Regions from separate parts of the Homo sapiens genome. Here region 1 is linked to region 2. A link is a loop called in an ENCODE intact Hi-C map of the cell type or tissue named here. Cell type or tissue: PC-3. All regions are shown on one strand. Links, peaks and the distances in the headings refer to the core of each region. The heading gives the core; the rest is flanking DNA. Region 1 has its middle 81 kb from the start of LINC02258. Region 2 overlaps LOC107984478 (a long non-coding RNA gene).

What was found. Hi-C counts contacts between places; a loop is a spot of excess contacts. Peaks named below come from ENCODE experiments on the same cell type or tissue, not always from the same donor. Only the 100,000 strongest peaks of a DNase experiment are listed, where the experiment ranks them.
Region 1: a loop joins it to region 2, with 6 times the contacts of the local background. A loop is called at or near these places in 10 of 110 quality-filtered maps.

The regions. Positions count from the first base shown.
Region 1 is chr12:87,844,473-87,854,892 of GRCh38, reverse strand. No RefSeq gene overlaps it. Among named protein-coding and RNA genes, the nearest start is that of LINC02258, 81 kb to the right of the region's middle. In PC-3, for the core only: a CTCF peak has its summit at 6,455 (motif pointing right); a DNase peak (open chromatin) is centred at 6,432.
Region 2 is chr12:87,343,668-87,354,087 of GRCh38, reverse strand. LOC107984478 (a long non-coding RNA gene) reads left to right here. Exons shown (of 3, transcript XR_001749242.3): 2 at 1,542-1,766. Among named protein-coding and RNA genes, the nearest start is that of LINC02258, 420 kb to the left of the region's middle. In PC-3, for the core only: no CTCF peak of the experiment used is centred there; a DNase peak (open chromatin) is centred at 5,827; H3K4me3 peaks cover 272 bases; H3K27ac peaks cover 1,912 bases.

The sequences.
Region 1 (10,420 bases), core at 5,150-7,649, 500 kb before region 2:
TATTTCATTTCATTTGTGAAAGTTACTTTCATTGGTTAAGGAATTCTAGATTAATTTTTTTTCTTTTAATACTTTATTATGCAATGTCTTTGTCTTTGGAACTTCATTTTTTTGATGGGCACTAAACCTTTATTCTTATTACTGGTTCTCCACATGTAATGCATCTTTTTTCTTTGGATGTTTTTATGATTTTTTCTTTATTATTTGTTTTCAGCAATTTGATTATGATGTACCTAGGTGTGATTATTTTGCGTTTACCTTCCTATAATTCACTCAACTTTTGGAGTATTTCAGTCACTTTTTTTTTTCAACAACATTGGAAAAATTGTTAGCTTACAATAATAACCTTCTTTAAATATTTGTTCAATTATATGATTTTCCCTATTTTGTCAGAGTCTGATTAAACATGTTAGATTATTTGATGTTGTCCCACACCTCAGACATTGTTTTATTTTATTTTCACTTTTATTTGCTCTTTCAAGTTGAATAATTTATATTATGTTTTTCTTTAAGTTTACTAATTGTTTCTTCCATTGTGTGAAGTCTTTTTTCAAGCCTATGAAAAGAATTCTTTATTTCTGGTATTGTGTTTTTTTCCCCTTTAGCCTTCTCATATAACTTGTTTTTATAGTTCTTTTCTCTCTGCTATAAATACCATATATTCACACATGTTTTTCATTCACCTTTAATGTTTATCAGTTTGTTTTAAAAGTCTCTGTCCAATGATACCAACAATGGACTTATCTCTGGTTCTCTTTTGATTGGCAATTTCTGCTCTTGACAATAGATGACAGTTTCTTGGATCTCTGAATGTCTTGTAATTTTTATTGTATGATTGACATTATGTTTAAAAGAATAGTAGAGACTGAAGTAAGTAATATTTACCCCCAGAAAAAGGAATGCCTCTCTTTTCATTAGGTTTTTAGTTTGACGGGGATAAATCAATATAATGTGTGGTTAAGTTGGATTTAGGTTTTGTTACAACTTTAGTTAAATTTAATTTACCATTTGCTTTACATATGTTAAGAGGAGAATTGGAATTTTCCTTTCAGCAGGGTTTGGAATCTGATCACCTGAGTCAAGAGATCACGTCATGCTTTATGGCTAATCAAGCAGCTTTCTGCCCCAGTGAGTTTCTTCTTTCTCCTGATGACAAGCTGTCAATGTTTGGAAGAAGCTCTGAAAGCTCAGAGCTCCTAACGGGCATTTCTCTCAGATATCGTGTTCAGCTCCCAGCCTTCAGATGGCGGGCTGCTGCAGTGCGCCCTACAGTGGAAGCTAAATGTTTTGTGAGGGATTTCTTTGAGCTCTACTGCCTTGTTCTCAGTTTTTAGTGAGCTGTAATAAGCATAAGAAAGTATTAACAGGGTTATTATGGCAGAGTGCTGATAGGCAAGAAAGACTTTGATGTGTGACATTTGAGCTGGCCCTTGAAAGATAAACAGAAGTTGGCCTTATAGAAGTAGTAACAGAAGGACTCTAAACGGTATGCTCTAAGTTTTAAACTTATAAGAATAGTTCTGGCCGGGCACGGTGGCTCACGCTTGTAATCCCAGCACTTTGGGAGGCTGAGACAAGTGGATCACCTGAGGTCAGGAGTTTGAGACCAGCCTGGCCAACATGGTGAAATCCTGTCTCTACTAAAAATACAAAAATTAGCTGGGCATGGTGGCAGGTGCCTGTAATCCTAGCTACTCGGGAAGCTAAGGCAGGAGAATCGCTTGAACCCAGGAGACGGAGGTTGCAGTGAGCCGAGATCACACCACTGCACTCCAGCCTGGGTGACAAGAGTGAGATTTTTGTCTCAAAAAAAAAAAAGAAAAAAGAAAAAAGATTAGTTCTACTTTATCTTGTAACGACTCAGAAAAACTGATACTTAGCTTTTGTACTTTTCTTTCCATTTATTTATATTTCATGGTCAAATTTTATTATCAGATATATACCATCTATTTTAGATATGTTTGATAAAAATGTTTGATTTTCTTCATTTTCTACATTTTCTACTACTCTTTATATACCTGTTCAGCATTAGCTAATCCGTTTTCATACTTTTGCTTTTCCTTTAAGTGGAAAAGAGCATTCAAGTTCTCATACTTCAAGTTTACTCTTTCAAAACACTCAATGTATTAAATGAGTTGGTTAAGAAAAATTTAAATGTTTCCTTCAAAAGTGTTAAAAAACATTTTTCTTTAGGTTTATGCATATTAATTTTACTCACTAAATATTTAAGGAAAGTTGAAGAAAAGTAAAGTAATAAGCCTATACTTATAGTTTATACTTTCCCAAGGATTAAGTTGAAATAGTCAATCTTAGTAAAATACTAGAGGAAAATAACCTATTTTTGTGTATATTCAATACAACATTTGATATTCTGTTGTTGGTTTTTATAGATTTCAGATTGTCCTCTGTATTTATGATTTCCTTATTTGTGAGATTTTGAATCCTACACACATATTTAAGTGAGAGTTATTTTCAAATGGTAAATTGGTTCATGTCACTTTCGTGTTTTCAACCTTTTAATAGTTTCCCATCATGCTTAGTCTAAAATCTCAAGTTTTTACCATCACCTACAAGGCCTTATATTAGCTGGCTCTTCTGACCTTTTTCCTAAACGCTTTCTCCTGCCTCCCTCTTCTCTATCCCACTAGTCTACTTGTTACCCTTTGAACATAAAAAAAGATTCAATGTCCAGAAATTATATATTTTCCTCTGTCATGAACTGCTTATCTTTCAGGTAATCACATGATTTGCATCCTGACTTCTTTTGGTCTTTACTCAAATATATTGTCCTCTGTTGATCTTTTTCTGATTATCTGGAGTAGTACTTCTCTTTACTTTTCATCTTTTTTACCGCTCTACAGTGCTGGGGCCAATCGTCTTGCTAGAAGTCTTAGCTTTCTGGAATTTCTCCTGGCTTGTATATGCCTTCTACCTTGAAATCAAAACTCTCTATAAGTAGGAGAGGTTTGGTCTCTATCTAATTTGGGCAAGGTTTTAGATTCACTTTGAGAGTGACTGCTCAAAGATCAGTGCTTACTCCCCAAGTTCTCCTTTCCTAATAGTAGGGGAGCTGAAGGGAATAGTACAAGGTGTTGGAAATGAAGGAGGAGTTTTTCACCTAAGGCCAAGAATGACCACAAATTAACAGGATTGAGGAGACTATAGGAATAAAGTTCAATAAGCCAAGCCAAAACTCAATAAGAAGGCACGTATCAAAACAAGCGTACAATGACAAAAACATTAACAGCCAGGTAAATAAAGTTAGCAGGGTAAATTCTGGGGCAAATGTCCAGAGATTTATATGAGTTTGTTCAATGCATATAGGTGTCAGTTATGGTATCGTATACCCCAAAACATAAAGTGCCAGAAATATGTATTTTCAGCTACAGTGTTAGAGGCTTAAAATGTATTCTTCACAATGACGTACATTTTACAGATGTAAAATGAAAACTTGGATAATTACACTCAGTTCCATTTGATTCCAAGGTTTGCAGACATGATGCTATACTTCATGGGTGAGGTACGATTGGAGTTGGGCCTTGAGTGTTGGATAATAGTTGTAGACAACACTAGATGGTAAGACAGGGAGAGATATTTACTGGACTAAGAAAATAAATGTCACCAAAGTCTCAGAGGTAGGAACTTCTGGGACATATTAGGGGAATAAAAAGAATCTTCTTCTTCCATTTTTATTAATGTAAGTTTCAATTCAACATGTACAAAATGAAACAAAATCTTGACTATTTTTTCATCTACATCCCAGGCCTATGTAAAGTTTGATATCAGATACAAAATGTGAATACCAACTTCTGTGGATTATTGTATTTCTAAGAGGAGAAAAAACATCAAGGCTTTTCTGACTCTAATCACCAATTCAATAAGCACTTTGGTATAGTTTATTTGGACAAACATTTATTGAATTTTTGTGACAGATAGTATGTTCAATGATGGAGATATGAAGAATAATAAGACATAGTCCCTCAGGGGCTTAGAGTAGTGGGGGAAACAGATTGATATAATTAAATTACAGTTTTCTAGATGTACTGGTAGAAGTATGTGCTCTTACTTATTGATATTTTCCTTGCAGTTGAAATTAATCTTCAATTCAATAAAGAATTATTTGATTGTTAAAGAAAAGTTACTCTCATTTCCAGGTTATTTGTTTTTGTAATCGTTTTGTTTGAACAAGAAACTACACATCTTTTTTCAACATTATACTTAACTTTAGACTTTAAAAGTGATTTACAGATATTAAGGAATATTTTGTGAATTGGGCTTTAAACGTATTTTTTGGGGTAGGGGATTCTTACAGGAAACTTCATTCCCAAGCTATTTATTTTAGGCCCCTCTTTTTATGTATTTATCTTTTACTTTTAAATTGACATACAAAATTGTGTGAATTTAAAATTTACATCATGATGTTTCAAAGTATATATGCAATAATGACTAAATCTAGCTAATTATACATTACCTCAGATAGTCATCATTTTTGTGATGAGAACACTTTACATTCACCCTTTTAGCATTTTAAAATAATACAATATATTATTAACTATTATCACCATGTTGTAAGATAGATCTCCTGAACTTATTCCTCCTATTTAACCAAAATTATGTATTTTTTGATCAACATCTCCCTACCCCTCATCCCTCTGCATGTATTTTTTTCAGTCAAAGAGAAATGAAGACAATCATGATAGAATATGCTGTAAGATATAGATGAGAATTTCTTTGGCTGAGATTTTTGAGGGGTCTTATGTAATCCTACTCAGGTTTTTGTTGCATATAACTCAATTTCACAAGCTTTCTTTCACACGTCCCTTGAAAGTACAGTGATTTTTTTTTTAGTGTTCTTCTTCTTTCATGCCAGGGTGTTTACCTGCCATTTCATATATGTTTGAGTTGGCAACAAAATGAAAAATTGGTTCTAGATATAAGTGTCTTACAGGTCAGCGATTCTAAGTGGCAACAAAAGCAGCAAAACCAATAGTAACTTGATTCTTTGAAAGACCTTATGTAACATTTAAAAGCAGCCAATATCTTTAGAAAACTCTTGTTGAATGAATTAATATTTTTACATACAGTTAGGAATTTGATTCTAGGAGCAACAGCAAAACCCAGAAACCATATAACAAAGGCATATATATTACAAGTCAATGAGCAAAAGGCGGATATAGGTATAAACATGGCTAATACCCTGTAGGAGGAACCACCAAATATATTTGTAATTTCTGGCAGTAAGGATTTTATCTTTATATTTACAGAAACCATAAGAAAATATGAAGATTTTACATTTTTTCATTAATAAATCATTACTTGCCATTTTTAATCCACAGAAGTTGGTATTCACATTTTGTATCTGATATCAAACTTTGCTTAAGTCCAACTTGATGGGCTGTGAAAATGAGGATGATTTGTTCTTAACTTATTTAAAATGAAACAATGCTTATTGCAAATCCTGGCCATATTTAGGCTATTTTCTTCTGTTGAGCATATCTCAGATAAGCACAACAGGAAGGAAAGATGGCTAGAGATGTAGCTAAGATGGGAAGGGCTAATCTATAAATATTAGATGACTGCAGTGTGCTTATGCTGTGCTAGACACTACATACTAGGAATAAAAATAACTAGGCGGAAATTCTGACAAGTGTCAGAGGAGAGAATAATAGTGTTACTATCTTAAGAAGAAAGCCTGAGAGCAAACCACACATCTTGTGTATTTGACTGCAATGATCAAGATGACCATACCCAAAGTAGGGTGGCATACCGTTAGGAAGTAGAAAGGCTGCTAGATTTTAAGTCAGGTCTAGATGCTCACCCGGCCCTGGCATTAATTTTCTCTTCCAATTTAGGCAATTTGCTTTAAAAAAATGAGCTGCTATTTTGTCATCTATAAAATGGCCTGTTGTATCTCTAGGCATTCTTTCAGCTCTAACTAGATGATCCATAGACTCTTTGTCTAATTCTTTCTCTAATCCCATTGAGGAAAGAACAAGATAAAATAATTTAGATTATAACGTTCTGAGTTTTAATTAGAAATAAGGACATGTTTCCAGGCAGTGAGAGTGACTCAGTATTGGCAAGTGTTTCTAAGGGAAGCCAAGAAACTATTGTTTCTGTAGATTAGTGAAATCTTTGACATTCTGCACAGCCAAAATCACTGCCTGAAGGTAGTGGGGAAAAATGACCAGATGGCCTCAGGGGCTTCTCTGAATCACCTCCACACTGCCAGGTTTGAAGAAACTATAAAATGACACTGTTAGCTTTCAGGTTGTATATATTTGTCTTCTGTGTTGTCTGGAAGCTCTCCCATCAGAACTACAACCATCTCCTAATGCTTTATCTTGTACTCAGGCAATGCAACTCACTCCGTTCCTAGACAGATGGAAAATAAGGGAACTGCCTTGTGAGAAACTGCAGAAACACAACTGGTCTAATACACTTCACCACTAGGTGGCACTCTAATCATATCACAGCTACCATTTTAAAAATCAATAACCTTGCCTTTATATATGAAAAATTTCACTTGTTTTCTGTCTTAAAATGGTTCCCCCTTACCACTCAAATGAAAAGGCTAGCTCTCAGAAAGCTTGAATTTTTTATATGTAGTTTTAGAAAATCGTCAAGTTCAGTTATTTTGTTAGGCATTCAATAATTTATAAGGCTTTTTTATATCTCATATAACAAGAAGCAAAATTCAATAAATACATGTGTGGTGTAAAATATCAGTGTATGTTTAGTTGGTTTAGTTATTGTAAAGTGAATTAGACACATTCCAAGCATTACAATGTGATGCTACTCCATCACATTGTTATGTAAATGTTTTGAAGTGTTTCAAAAATGTAATGGACCCAAGTGATATAAAAAGTTTTAGTGTTTGAAAAATGTAAGGGACACAGGGAAATTCTTATTGTTTTGCAATTAAGCAGAAAATGGCCTTTCTTTTTTTCTTGCATCTCCATTGCTACATCCCAGTGTATTCGTTGCTAATAACTGTGGGTACATTTAATGAAAATAAATGAGTTTTAAAAACATTTTCCGTAAAAATCTCTTTTAAGAATCTCATCTCCAAAGATAGATATTCATCCTCTCTTCTCTGTTTGGTCTTTTCGGAATCTGACTTTCATTAATAAATAATGGATTGTTTACATATGTATATGTTAGTCAACAGCAGGAATCCTTTAAAGTCATACTGCCAAGTGACTTTTCCATTTCTAGAATGACCAAGAAGACCAGAACCTAGAACCAAATTCATCTGTGGTTTAGCTTGGCTGAGCTAGGAGGGAAAATAAAATGGACAAATTGCTATGTTTTGGATATTTGTTCTCTCAAAATCTCATGTTAAAATTTGACTCCCCATGTTGAAGGTAGGGCCTAATGGGAGGTGTTCAGGTGGTGGGGGCAGAACCCTCACGAATAGATTAATGCCTTCCCTTAAAGGAGTTCTCACTGTATTTGTTCACATGAGAGCTGGTTGTTATAAAGAACCTGGCACCTCCCCTCTCTGTCTTGCTTCCCTCTTGTCCTGTGGTCTCTGCACACACCCGCTCCTTTTTGCCTTTGCGATGAGTGGAAGTAGCCTGAGGCTTTTGCCAGATGCCCAGTCTTTCAGCCAACAGGGTCGTGAGCCAGATACCTTCTTTTCTTTATGAATTATCCAGCCTCAGGTATTCCTTTACAGAAACACAATGGACTAAGAAAGGTCAAAAAGTGTGCATTACAAAAGCAATTCCTGTTTTAAGGAAAAAAAAATGACTTGTAGCTAAAGCAAATAAAATAGTATTTAAAGTCAGTTTTCAACAACAAAAGCAATTCAAGTCAAGAATGGAACAAAACAGGAAATAAAAAGCCAAACAAAGTACATTTTCTTTAATGAAATAAATATCTGAAAAAATATAGCTCTGTGTTTTATAAAATCTGTAAGTTTTTTTAAAAATTCAGAATATGAATTCATCCTCAGAAACATCTGATTTTTAAATGTATATTTAAAAGATAGATGATTTAGAAAAAAATGTACTCTTTGTGAAATGATTCAGTTCATTTTTTTAAATAGTAAGTTATACCTGAAAATCACTTGAAATATCATAGTCTGTGAAAATTAAACATGTACCTAACTTACAAGAAAACGTGTATTGGCAACTATACTTTTCTTACTCTCCTGGGGTAATTTTGTTTATTACTCCTCTCTTTGTTTTCTCAGTATTTAAATTCCTTATAAAAGTTTGCAATCTCTCCAGCCTGGGCTACAGAGTGAGACTCCGTCTCAAAAAAAAAAAAAAAAAAAAAAAAAAAAACAGTCCAGTGTGTGGTTATAGATATGTGATATGTATGTGAATAAATTGATGAATGAATATTGTGTGAAGGGGCAGTAGTTCACATAGCTAAGAAAATAAACAATTAAAATTTATCATGTGGTTGCAAGGATAAAAATTTCTCTTTCAAGTGACCTTCAGTGACAAGATGGCTTAAAAGTTTCCCTCAGCTTGACTAGACAGGTTTCTTCCTGACTATAAGTTCCTGCACTTTCCTTTTCTTAGAGCATTTACTTTAGAAAACTTGGAAGTGTAAATTCTTTGTCTCTCTTAGATGTAAATCTTCTTGCCAGTTTTACAACCCAAGCAATGTCTTTCTCAAGGACCTAGGAGCCATGCCTTGAAATGTAATCATCAAGAAAGACAGGGCCCCTATCTCCCACTCTCTGTGAGAGTATTGGAGCCTAACTTCAATAAGTGCCAATTAGCAAACACAGAGGGTCTAATCACACTGACGAAGCTTCCTCCCTAAAATCCTCTAGTATTTTTCCAGTAGCTCACCCTAGTGCTTAAAAACTGTCTCGTCTTTTATTTCAATTGAGTTAAATATCTCTCCTTTATTGCAATCATCTTGAATTTTTTTCTTGCTGTTTAATTTGTCCAATGCAATTTTCTCAAACATGTTTTGTTTAAAAAAAATCGATATCAGAACATAAAAATATGCTAAATTAGGTAATATCAGTGGGTATTTAGGTCAGTGTTAAATATCTAATAGTGGCATTAAGGATGTTTATGTGGTTTTTCTTATGAATTTCAACCTCAAATGTTTAAGATATACTTCAACCCTTTCTATATATTCATAAATTCCTATGGAAATATTATACACAAGTTAACAAACACCATAGTTGTACATATGACCATTATTCTTTTATCTCCTCTTGAAGATAGGTGATCAAATCTACTGCAATAAATAGTATCTCCAGTAAAAATGTTAGCAGAGATCTGGCTTGTAAGTTTGTTTGTAGGTGTGTGTATGAGGGTATAGATGGCACTCTGAGAGGTCAGTCAGAATAGAGGAGCATTTCTTCAGAGTTCCCACATAACATCATCAGGATGTGTCCCATTTCAGTCAATACGCTGGGAATTAACAGGGGATCTGTTGACAGTAGGTCTGCAGTTGATGCATAGAGGACTCAGATTTAGGAATTCCATACACTTTATAGTCCTAACTTTGAACAATTTTGCTTTATTATGTTCTAAAAATATTTCTCTGAAGCTTCAAGGGATAACTTTAATTCTGTATTTGTATGATTTGTTAAAGGTTTATCCATGATGATACAGACTTTGATCAAATGCCTTCAGATTCTCCCTTAATGTGGCTCCAAAATTCTCAAGTGAAGAACAGATAAATGGAGCAACCAACTATGAATTTTAATCCTGGCATGAAAGGAAGCTGCTTCTTCTCTGTAGAGACAGCCCGTATGCCCTAGAAGCTGAAAACTAAAATTATTTCAATTAGCTAATCCACAGGGCTGGAAGCCCTGGAAACTGGGTTAATTCAACACTGCTTGCCATTACTTTAGATGCCCCTTACAGCTCCAGCTTAGCTAACTACTACCCTGTCCTGGGGAGCAATCCCTGTACGGCCCTGACTGGCAGGCTGCTCTACACTGGAGTTTTATGCAACAAAGAGTTCCAACTTTTATCTATTTGAGTGTCATTGTGTTGTGTCCTACTTGCAAGAAAATCTTCAACTCTTATAAAACTAAAATGAAGACAATAATTTCCATGTTCTCTGCCATCATGTCTAGACTATTGATATGACACCATCACTGACCAGGCCATTAAAAAAAAATTGTTCATGTAGGAAAACAAACTGTTGCAAGGCAAATGTGATGGCATCTTGAAGCAAAACCACTATAAGGACTGGTGTTTGACCCTCACATACCAAGGTGTGCTGCAGTAAGGTCATTAAACATTGATTGTGGCATAGATAACCCCTTATAAAGATACCTGTCTATACTCCTCAGTTATCATCAGTCTTGGCAAGAAGCTCTGAAGATATGACCAGCTGCCCGTGTTTTGCCCTAAAAGCTTGCTATATAAAGAATATTTTCTGGAGGCGGATGAGGGGGTCCACTATCTTGTAACTGCCCAAAACATCACTT
Region 2 (10,420 bases), core at 4,315-6,814:
GGACATAAATTACCATGGTCCACTTGAAAGATAAGCTAACAATATCTTCCAAGATAAAAACTAAACATTTCCTTTATATTACTGTAATACATATACAAAAGGAGTGAAGGTGCCAGTACAGAAGAACATACGTATTATGTTTTTTTCATCATTCAAAGTACCACAAATATGGAAACTGACATAACTATAATGCAGCTATTAAAAAGACCTGGATAGATTTCCACGGTGCAATGTCAATGAAGAAAAATTCTTACCAAAATATTAGATGCCCTGTAATGCTATCTTTCTACAAATAAATGACTTAAAACAGAAAATTAATACTTTTTTATATGTATGTTTGTATTTGTGTAACATGGAGAAACATATGTAAAGATTTACACTAAGCTATAGGTTACCTGATGTTGAGATTCAGGTTGGAGAGGAGCTGGGAAACATGGAGGAAAAAAAAAAGAAAAAATAAATATTGTATAATGTTAAGTGAAAGTTGTATTAAATTTTAATAAACACTTGAACAAGAACTAGAAAGTAAGTTGCATTACAAAATGGATTTGATTAAATGGCAGATCTTGTATTTCCATTGTATTGTTCTTGTAAAAAAATTCCTATTACAACCCATAATCATTGGCAATTGATTTGTAAGATGTGGAGAGAAGACTATCAGCTACATTTCTTTCTTTCCCTTGAAGAGATAGCCAGCTAACTCTCGAAGCCAGACCTGTCAATGAGCACCTATAGCCAACTTAAATCTCACTTTTATGGAGAGAATCCAATGCATAAGGACACAGGTTTATCATTATGTCCTGCTTTGAGCTTTTCCCACCCTTCATTTACGAGTAAATCCCAGACAAAGTGGCCCTGGCTCTTTCTGGAATCAATTAATCACACACTTATCTCAGGGTCTTTACAAATACTCTTCCCTTTGCTAAAATATCCTCCCAGAAATAGTCATATGGCTTGACTCTTCCCATCATCAGCTCTCTGACCAAATATTAATACCTTATCACAAGCACTTTCCCTGATCTCTTGACCTAAAAGAAAGAGCTTCCACTACTCACTCTAACAACAAAACACCCTAACTCACTTTACTCGTTTTCATAGCACTTATATTACCTGACATATGATATGTTTATATATTCATTTACTTGATGCTTAAGTTCTTTCTGATAAAATGTGCATTCCATGAGAGACTTTGTTTTGATTACTATAGTGTTTTCAGTTCCTAGAACAGTATCTGATAGCTATTGTGGAATGGATTAATTAATGCATTTTGAATGGATTAATTAATGCATTTACAGAGACACAAAAGAAAGTGCTAGATTTTTAAAAAGTGCTTTCCTAAAAAGGCTAATCCCATGTAAAGAGACAACTCTGTGATTATTCAGTGTCTACAGAGGAGAGATAGTGTAAGAGTACTGTTTTGTTTTTGTTTTAGGGCAACAAAACTGAAGAGAAATTGTCTTATAATAGAAAGGGATGGGAATGGTAAGTTACGTTGAATATTGGATACTTGTGCCAACATCTACCACCCTTATCCCCCACAGCACTCAGAGGAGCATCAAGGGCTCCATGATATGGTTCATCGAATGAGAATGCACACGAGAAAATAAAGTTACAGCCTTTGAAAAGATTCTCCTGCACCAGTCTTGCACAGAAGAGACAAAGCCACTGACTACTGAAAGATGGATATGGGTTTTAACTATGTGGACAGTGTGCAACCATCATGGGTTAAAGACTAAAAGCCCTTCCACCTTTACTCTGAGCCTCAGGTAAGCTGCTCCAATCGCCTAACCCAAAGAAAAAGAGGGGACCTCCGTATTATTTGAAATTAAATTTTCACCCACCCTGTGGATAAAGTACTGTGGAAACCTATTTAAGTAGTGTTAACTTAAATATAGTTTGAAATGTGATTTTAGCTAGTGGTCATCACTTTTCCAAACTTTTAAGTATTATATGCCTCTGCTATTGCTATAAGGCAACTATACAAATTCAGACAGTTTATCTCTGTATATTTCTATCTGGTATGCACACACATACCCTTTAAATGTATAAATTAATGGATTGATAAAGATATGTAACTAAACACAAAAAAAGTCAAGCAAGTATATAAGGTCATGCAAGTTCTGTTTTATTTATATAACCAGAGAAAATAGTCTATGCTGCAGAATGTCTGTAGTCTTTCACAAATTCATATAACAGGTAATAGTTTGAAATAGGAAATTATTTGTTTTGAAGTATCAACTGTGTCTTAAATTTATTGAAGTCAGAGGCAGATTTCACACTTAAAAATATGGTCAACAGTTTCCTACAATATTACAGGAATAAAGACTTTGCCTGTAGACTAATGATCATGATGTGCTGGTAATTTCTCGTTCTATAAAATAAATTTATTTTATACCAGGTTTCTAGGAAGTAAGATTTAGACCTACTAAATGTGGTATCGTTTCTAGAATTGCTAAGAATGCTTGTGCAGCGTACCTACGTGCACTATGTGCTGATTACAATCCTTGAATTTGAAGCTAACCTCAATTTTAGGCCATCTGTGAACCTTTTGGAAAATTAGTGCGCAGGTTGTATGTGGAATTTCCAAAGTTACTACTGATTTGGCAAATAAAAGTGAACTATGATGAGATTAACTTCGAAGGTATAGTTTAGGTAGTTTAAAAAAAAAAACCTGAGCGGGTAAAGCATAGGCAACAGAAGAGTCAGGGAAATTAAGCAACTAAATAATGTAAACTTAAAAAGGCTTCTGAGAAGATTAATTTCTCTGTGAGTCTCAAACATAACACAGAGAGGAAAACCAAAGAAAAAGATAGAAACCTTGAATGTTCAAAAAATGATCTCTGTCCTGGAGAGGGACAAACATGTAGTGAACAATATTGCCAAAACTCTGGGGGTATAATCATGCTCATGCCCCAAGCCTGGATGTACTGTCAAGCAGTTATATAGGCTGTTTCACCTCTGCACAAGCCATGTCTTGCTAGAAATGAATGGTTTCAAGTCAGAAGAAAATGCCACAGCAGGAGAAAAGCATTGGAATCTTAGCCAGGATTCACTACTAATATGGTACAGCAATAACAGACACTGGAAACCAAAAATTGACAAACACTTAGGAAATGAGTGCTAAAGAGGCAGTCTTTAATATAATGTTGGCCGGGCATGGTGGCTCACGCTTGTAATCCCAACACTTTGGGAGCTCGAGGCGGGCAGATTAACTGAGGTGAGGAGTTTGAGATCAGCCTGGCCAACATGGCAAAATCCCATCTCTACTAAAAATACAAAAATTAGCTGGGCGTGGTGGCACACGCCTGTAATCCCAGCTGCTTGGGAGACTGAGGCTGGAGAATTGCTTGAGCCTGGGAGGCAGATGTTGCAGTGAGCTGAGATTGTACCACTGTACCCCAGCCTTGGTGACAGAGTGAGACTCTGTCTCAAAAAAAAAAAAAAAAGTATTTGTGTACAATGGACTGAGTGTTTCTTTTCTCGCCAAATTCTTATGTTGAAATCCTAACCCTCAACATGATGGTATTAGGAGGTGGGGCCTTTGCGGGGTGATTAGGTCATGAGGGCTTTGTCCTAATAAAAGGACATGCGGAATTAGTGTCTTAATAAAAGATGCTCCAGAAAGCTCCTTTGTACTTTTGCCATGTGAGAATGTAATGAGAAGGTGCCATCTGGGATCAAGGGGACTGGCCCTTACCCAGACACTGAATCCCCCAGAACCTTGATCTTGGACTTCCCAGCCTCCAGAACTGTGAGAAATAAATATCCTTTTTTATAAGCCATTCAGTTTATGGTAGTTTGTTATAGCAGCTGGGACAGACTAAGACTAAGACATATTGTTTATCAAGCAAACAACTTCAGGAATTGTGATTGGCTATCTGAGTCTAGGGTTTGAGGCGTAGTAAAAACCAGAGAACACTGCCAGAAGGCTGGGGAAAAAGTTCTCAATTTAAAACTAAATTAGATCCCACAGCCCAGAGAACCCCCATCTCAGGGGTTTTAGATTTAGGAGGCATGGTTCAGGTTCATTTTCAACACGTGAGAGCAGGAACAAAAGTGAGTAGCATGCTAGTCACCAAGCCCACCCTGTCAGAACTTAACGTCGCTCAGAAGATAGGGTAAAGAAAAAGGAGGAGGAGAAAGAGAGTCCCTTTCTCCATGCAGGAGGAAAGCCAGGCACAGATGGTGATTTCTGTGTCACCAGACTAGACCCTGCCAATTTGAGGATTTTGAAACTTTTTATAGCAGTTGCCACTCTGGAGGCTTTTTGGAAGTCAGGTTTGAGCAGCCTTTCCTGAGACAGGGCTAAAAAGGTGCAGGGATGCAGATATACTGCCAAGTGTGCACACCCAGTAAACTTGTAACTGACTGCTGACTTGATGCAGAATCTAGGAGTCATCCTGAAAGTTGAAGAGAACTCTTCTCAGCCTCAGAGGAGGAACATTTCCAAAATAGCTGCAAATACTTTAAAGCAGTCCTTAAGCCCTTGTTTTTTTATTTGTCCTTTGGGGAAAGATGGACTTATTGTATATTTTACTCATGAGGAGAACATAGAATTAGTAATGGGAAATGTGGCCTGCTTGCACTCAGGAAGACAGAAAGAGGTCAAAAAGACAAGCTTCACTTGTCCTCCAAGAGTCAAGGTCAGTCTGTACCCAAAGCTTTGTCTCCTCAGGCAGCCAGGGTCAGGAAGGGACAAATAAAGCTACTTGAAAACCAGGATACATCCCAGGCCTCAGTGAGGAGAGTGGCTTATATTACAATATTCCCCTGTCAACTAGTGAGTGCTGAGTAGAGGGGCTACATTTCCATTGCTACAGACTAGAAATCTGGAAGATCTTAGTGATTTTATGGATGAGAAAGATCGAGGTTGAGAAGCAGCCCACACTTCCTGTTAAAATGCAATCATTATGTAGGTACCTTCACGCCAAATATGGCTAATTACCAACCTCCCATTCTGACTTCTAGATTGGATGGTGCTATTTTGAAAGGAACAAAGTTGCCGTAAATCAAAGTAAAATACCTAGCTCTTCAAGATCACAGGTAAATACAGTCCTCACAGACAGATAGATTCTCCTTTGCATGTTGAGGGGAGAAATAATTTATGTCTGAGAAACTCACCATGGAACAAAAAAGTTAATCTGCGTTCCACTTCTTGGGAGAGGTAGGTGCAATAAAGGATTGAAAACACTTTGTTTGGTTTCTTTTCTTGTGTGGACTAAAAAAGGACTTGAAAAAGGATGTGGTAGAATGCTTTCTTGAGGTATTATGTTTTTTGTTATTTAAAATTATTTCAAAATATATAAAAAATAAGGGTTTATATAAGTTATATCTTTGATTTAAAGGACGATAGTAAAAATGACACCGTATGCCCAAAGTACAGCTTAAAAAGAGAACATAAAATGCATGAAAAGAACTATTGTAGCTCCCAGTGTGCCTTTCTGTAAACTCTTACCCTCCTTTCCTCCAAAGATTCCCATATCCTGAATTGTGAAGTTATTTCATTGCTTTTTATTACAATTTTTACTACAGGTTATGTTGTGTGTGTATATGTTTGTACATGTGTGTATAATGATATATATGTAAACAAACAGATATACATATATAGAGAGAGAAAAGAGAACTATATGGTATGTGTTTACAGTGCGTTTTACAATTTTTTGTTGAATTTTGTGTCTTTTAAGATCTCATTATGGTTTAAAATTCAATTCGAGGCAGGTTTAGCTGTGGATTCATTTTTGTGATTCATATTTTATTGTATGACTAAACCACAGTGTTTGCCTGTTTCAATTTTTATAGACAGGAGTTACTAGCTTGTGTATATAAGAGTTTTTGTTTGCTTATTTGCTATTATAAATGATGCTGTTGTGTACATGGAGAGGAGAATTCCCAAGGCAGTGTATTTTAACTTCAACTGTACACTCAACAATCTGTTGCTTGAGGACCTGTTCTGGGCTCAGTTGAATTAGTAACTTTGGTAGTGGTACTCATGCACCGACATCTAATAAACATTTCCCAGGCAATTTTAATCTGCAGGCAATGTTGAAAAGCACTACCCAAAACAATCAATATCTAGGAATAGAGAATCTTGGTAATAAAGAATGTGCATTTTCACATTAATAGGTAACATTAAATTGATACCTATATCAGATGCAGACATTTCCAATTGGACTAAAATATATGAGATTCCTGTTTCTCCACATCCTTGCCATAACTGGCATACTCAGTCATCAGTGTCAGCCTGGTGAATGTCAGGTGAAAACCCATTGTAGTTAAAATTTTCAGTTTCCTGTTTACTAATGAATTTGGGTACATATTCATATATACTGGCCACTTTTAGTGATACACTTTAATTCCTTATGCCTTTTTTTTTTTATTTTTGTGTCCTTTTTTATTTATTGTAAGGAATTCTGGACACTAGATCTGATTCACAAAAACTTCCCCAATGGAGGTTGCTTATTCTTCCCCATCTGCTGGCCAGATGCGGAAGATCCAATAGAGGACTCCAAGGTTATAGACCAGGGTTTCCAACCTCAGCACTGACATTTGGTGCCTGATAATTCTTATTGTGGGAGCTGCCCTATGCCTCAACAGGAAACAGTGTTCTGTGGATGTTTTGAGCATCTCTGTCTTCAATATATTAGATGTCAATAGAGACCAAGTGTGACAACCTGAACTTTCTCCAGGTCTTGTCAAATTTCCCATAGGGGTCAAAATTGCCCCCAGTTGAGCAGTACTGACCGACAGAGTGGTGGAGCCACAAGAAGGAAGGCTGCACCCTGGAATCACTGCTTGGAGAAGAGTAGTTCACCAATTAGGAATCAGTGAGATTTGGAGACTTGTTACCTTATCTGATGTAATTATTTTACTCAGATCTTCATTACAGTTCCTGATTTTTCTGTTTAGTTCATTTATTAATTAAAAAAGCATGTTCAAATTATCTGCTACGACAGTAGATGTGTCTGTTTGATTCTTCTCATACTTTTTGTTTTGCATAGCTTTAAGCTAGATAAAAATAAGTTTAGAATTGTTATATGATCCAGTTGAATTTAGCTCCTAGACATTATATAGAAACTGTGCATGTATGGTTGTATGTTTGTGTCCTATAATGCTTTAACCTTAATTTATATTCTGTCTTATGTTATAGTCACATGAGATTTTTGGTTAGCATTTTCCTGCCACATCTTTTCAATCCTTTTGCTTTCAACCATTTTGTTATCTTATACTTCATACATGTCTTCTATAAACAAGTCCAGATTATTTTGGTCTTTTAACTAAATAATGTATTTATATTTATTGTATATAAGTATATTGATATGAATATGTTGGTATATTTGATTTTATTTCTGCCACCTTATTTCAATGCCTCTATTTATTAAGCTTTTTCTATGCTTTCATTTTCTTATTTTCTTGCTTTATTTCAATTGAGTTTTGTGTGGTTTGCTTTGTTTTATTACCTCATTCTATTTTGTCTCCAAGAAGATTGAAAGTTATAGAAACTATTTACATTCGTTTTGTGGTTATATGCTTGCCTAACTTTCAAAAGACTAAAGTTAATCGTAGATCTCGGCTCACTGCAAGCTCCGCCTCCCGGGTTCACGCCATTCTCGTTTCTCAGCCCCCCGAGTAGCTGGCGCTACAGGCGCCCACCACCACGCTCGGCTAATTTTTTGTATTTTTAGTAGAGACAGGGTTTCACCATGTTAGCCAGGATGGTCTCGATCTCCTGACTTCGTGATCCGTTCGCCTTGGCCTCCCAAAGTGCTGGGATTACAGGCATGAGTCACCGCGGCCGGCCCTAATCATGTATCTTTATCTACCTCATGAAAAATCCAAGAACCTTAGAATCTTAATTTCAGTGTCTTAATTGTTACACAGCATTCTTATTTGTTGTTTTTCTTTAGCCCTACAAATTAGACATTGTTTATATTTTATTAACTTGGTGTTTGCTTTAATTTGCCCAAATATTTTCTTAACATTTTTCATACATTTTAAGCAATTATCTTTCATATTTTGTATCCTGAATTTTGTTTTTAAGGAATTTCTTCAATGTAAGTCAGTTAATATCTTTATTGTATCTTCATTCTTGAGATACTTACTTTGAGTATATACAAATATGACAGTTTTTCCTCCTGGCACCTTGAAAACAAATAATTCTATTGTCTTCCAGCTTCTCTTGTTCTGTTGGAAAGTCACAGTTTTATAGCTTTTCCTTTGGAAAAAGCTATCTTTTCTTTCTAACTATTTTAACCATCTTCTCTTGATTTTAGAATTACGTATATTCATTACAATGCATTTATCTCAGCTTCTTTTAACTTATCCTTCTTGAGAACTCTTTAGCTTCTCTATTTAAACATTGCTATCTTTCCTGAATTTTGGAACATGCTGACTCAAACATCTTCTTTACTAATCCTTCCCTCCACTTTCTCCTATTATTTCATATTAAACTCAATTTTGATATATGTTAGACCTTTTTGTTCTTTGTCTTAATCTTCTTATTTTTGCATGTCTTTATTTTTCTGTGCTTTATTAGGGGTAATTTCTTCAAACAGATCTATATCCATTTTCTAATGTTCTCTCTTCATCTTTGTCTATTTAAATCATCTATTGAGTTTCTAATTAAAATTACTATGTATTTTTTAATTATATGAGAATTATTTTTTTTCAGTCTTTCTTGTCAACTATGACAATTATGTTGTCAATTAATCTTATAGTCTATTCTCTTTTTATAATTTAAAACATTTTTAGCATGCTTACCTTTACATTATTTATTTGATAGCTTTGCTATCTCTAATGTCCTTGAGTTTGATTCCACACCTGTTTTCTATTTTAGATCATTCTGGATCATTTGTCATCTTAATTTTTTTTTGGAAAATTTGTCATTATAAGCTAATATTTCTTGGAACTTTATATGTAGGAATAATTTGGATGATGGGTTTAACATCCTTTTTTCGAAGAGAATATTTCTCATTTTTGTTAAATCCTCGTGATGCACTACCTCACTGGAGCTTTTTAAAAGTAAATTACATGCTTGGATTTACGGTCACATGCTGCAACTCTAGCTTGTGGTTAGGTATTCTTAGAAGAGACTTCCTTCCGTCTTTCTTTCCTATTTCTTTTATCTCTTTCTTTATTTCTGATTTATTTTCTCTCAGTGCAGAGCCAAAATGAGGGTCAAGACATCTCCAACATCTCCCTCTACAGGTGAAGTTATATTTTTCTAATTTACCCACTGATAAAAACGGCTTCTAGATCTCCTGATTTAAACAGAGGTCTCCAATGTTCTCTTTCACTTGAATTATTATTTGATGGTATCGTCTATATCTTGCATAGAACCAATTAATCTATAAACTTTAGGTCAGCTGGGCTAGTCAGAAGCTACCAGGGAAATACTAGAAGCTTAATTCTTGGACTTTTGTTTTTCTCTCTTATTTTTTTTCCTCTGCCAATCCAAAGGTAAAACTGGGGAGTTTGTGTTTTTATTTGTCAAAGAGTTTTCACAGTCGAAATCAAAAAAAGAATGAAGGCAGTCTTTTGTTCTCCTCTCAAGTTTTTTTAAAAGCTATACCATCTTATAACCTCTGCTCATTGTTTTTGTGGGTTTTTTGAATTAAAAAATTATTTTTATTATTCTTATTATTCTTCTTGTATTAAGTTTAGGGGTACAAGTGCAGGATTTGTTATATAGGTAAACTTGTGTCATGGGAGTTAGTTGTCCAGGTTATTTCATCACTCAGGTCAATCTAAATGCTGTTTTTGAAGGAAAAGGTAAAGGAGCCAGTGCTTCTGCAGGCAACTAGACTAGTGCATGTCCAGGCTGAATCTAGGATGAATGCACTCAGTTTCCTGTAAAGATTTTGCTTCTATCCCTGGCAGCATCTCATGAGGTCAATGGGTACATCTAATGGTCCTGGTTCCTAAGTAATGAGGTTGACATACTGGCTGAGAAGATTTTTACAGAAATGTGATGCAGTGGCACGCAGATGTCTCTTGAATTTGTATTCATGAAACACTAGGAAAAGGGAAGCCTTATAATAACTGATGTTTCTTTTATTATCAGCCAAGGAGGCTGGGGAAGAGCGTTGGGATAATGGAACACATAGAAGAATTTGGATTTTAAATTATTTATATAACCAAATAAAGTATACTTATTTTTTACATACCTTATTTGTACTTCTTATTTATACCTGTAATTGTTTTTACATGTGCATCTCCTAGTGTTGTGATTCTCCTTGAAAATAACTGCTTATTGCTAGATCTCATCCTTTTACATTTTCAGGAAGTTTTTACATGTCCCAAGACATTATCAGTTCATTTGTGTGATGTGTGTCTGTTGTCTATAAGCTGACCTCATATTAAGATTTTTATAGAAATTGCATTGTATCGAGGCGGGTGGATCACAAGGTCAAGAGATCAAGAC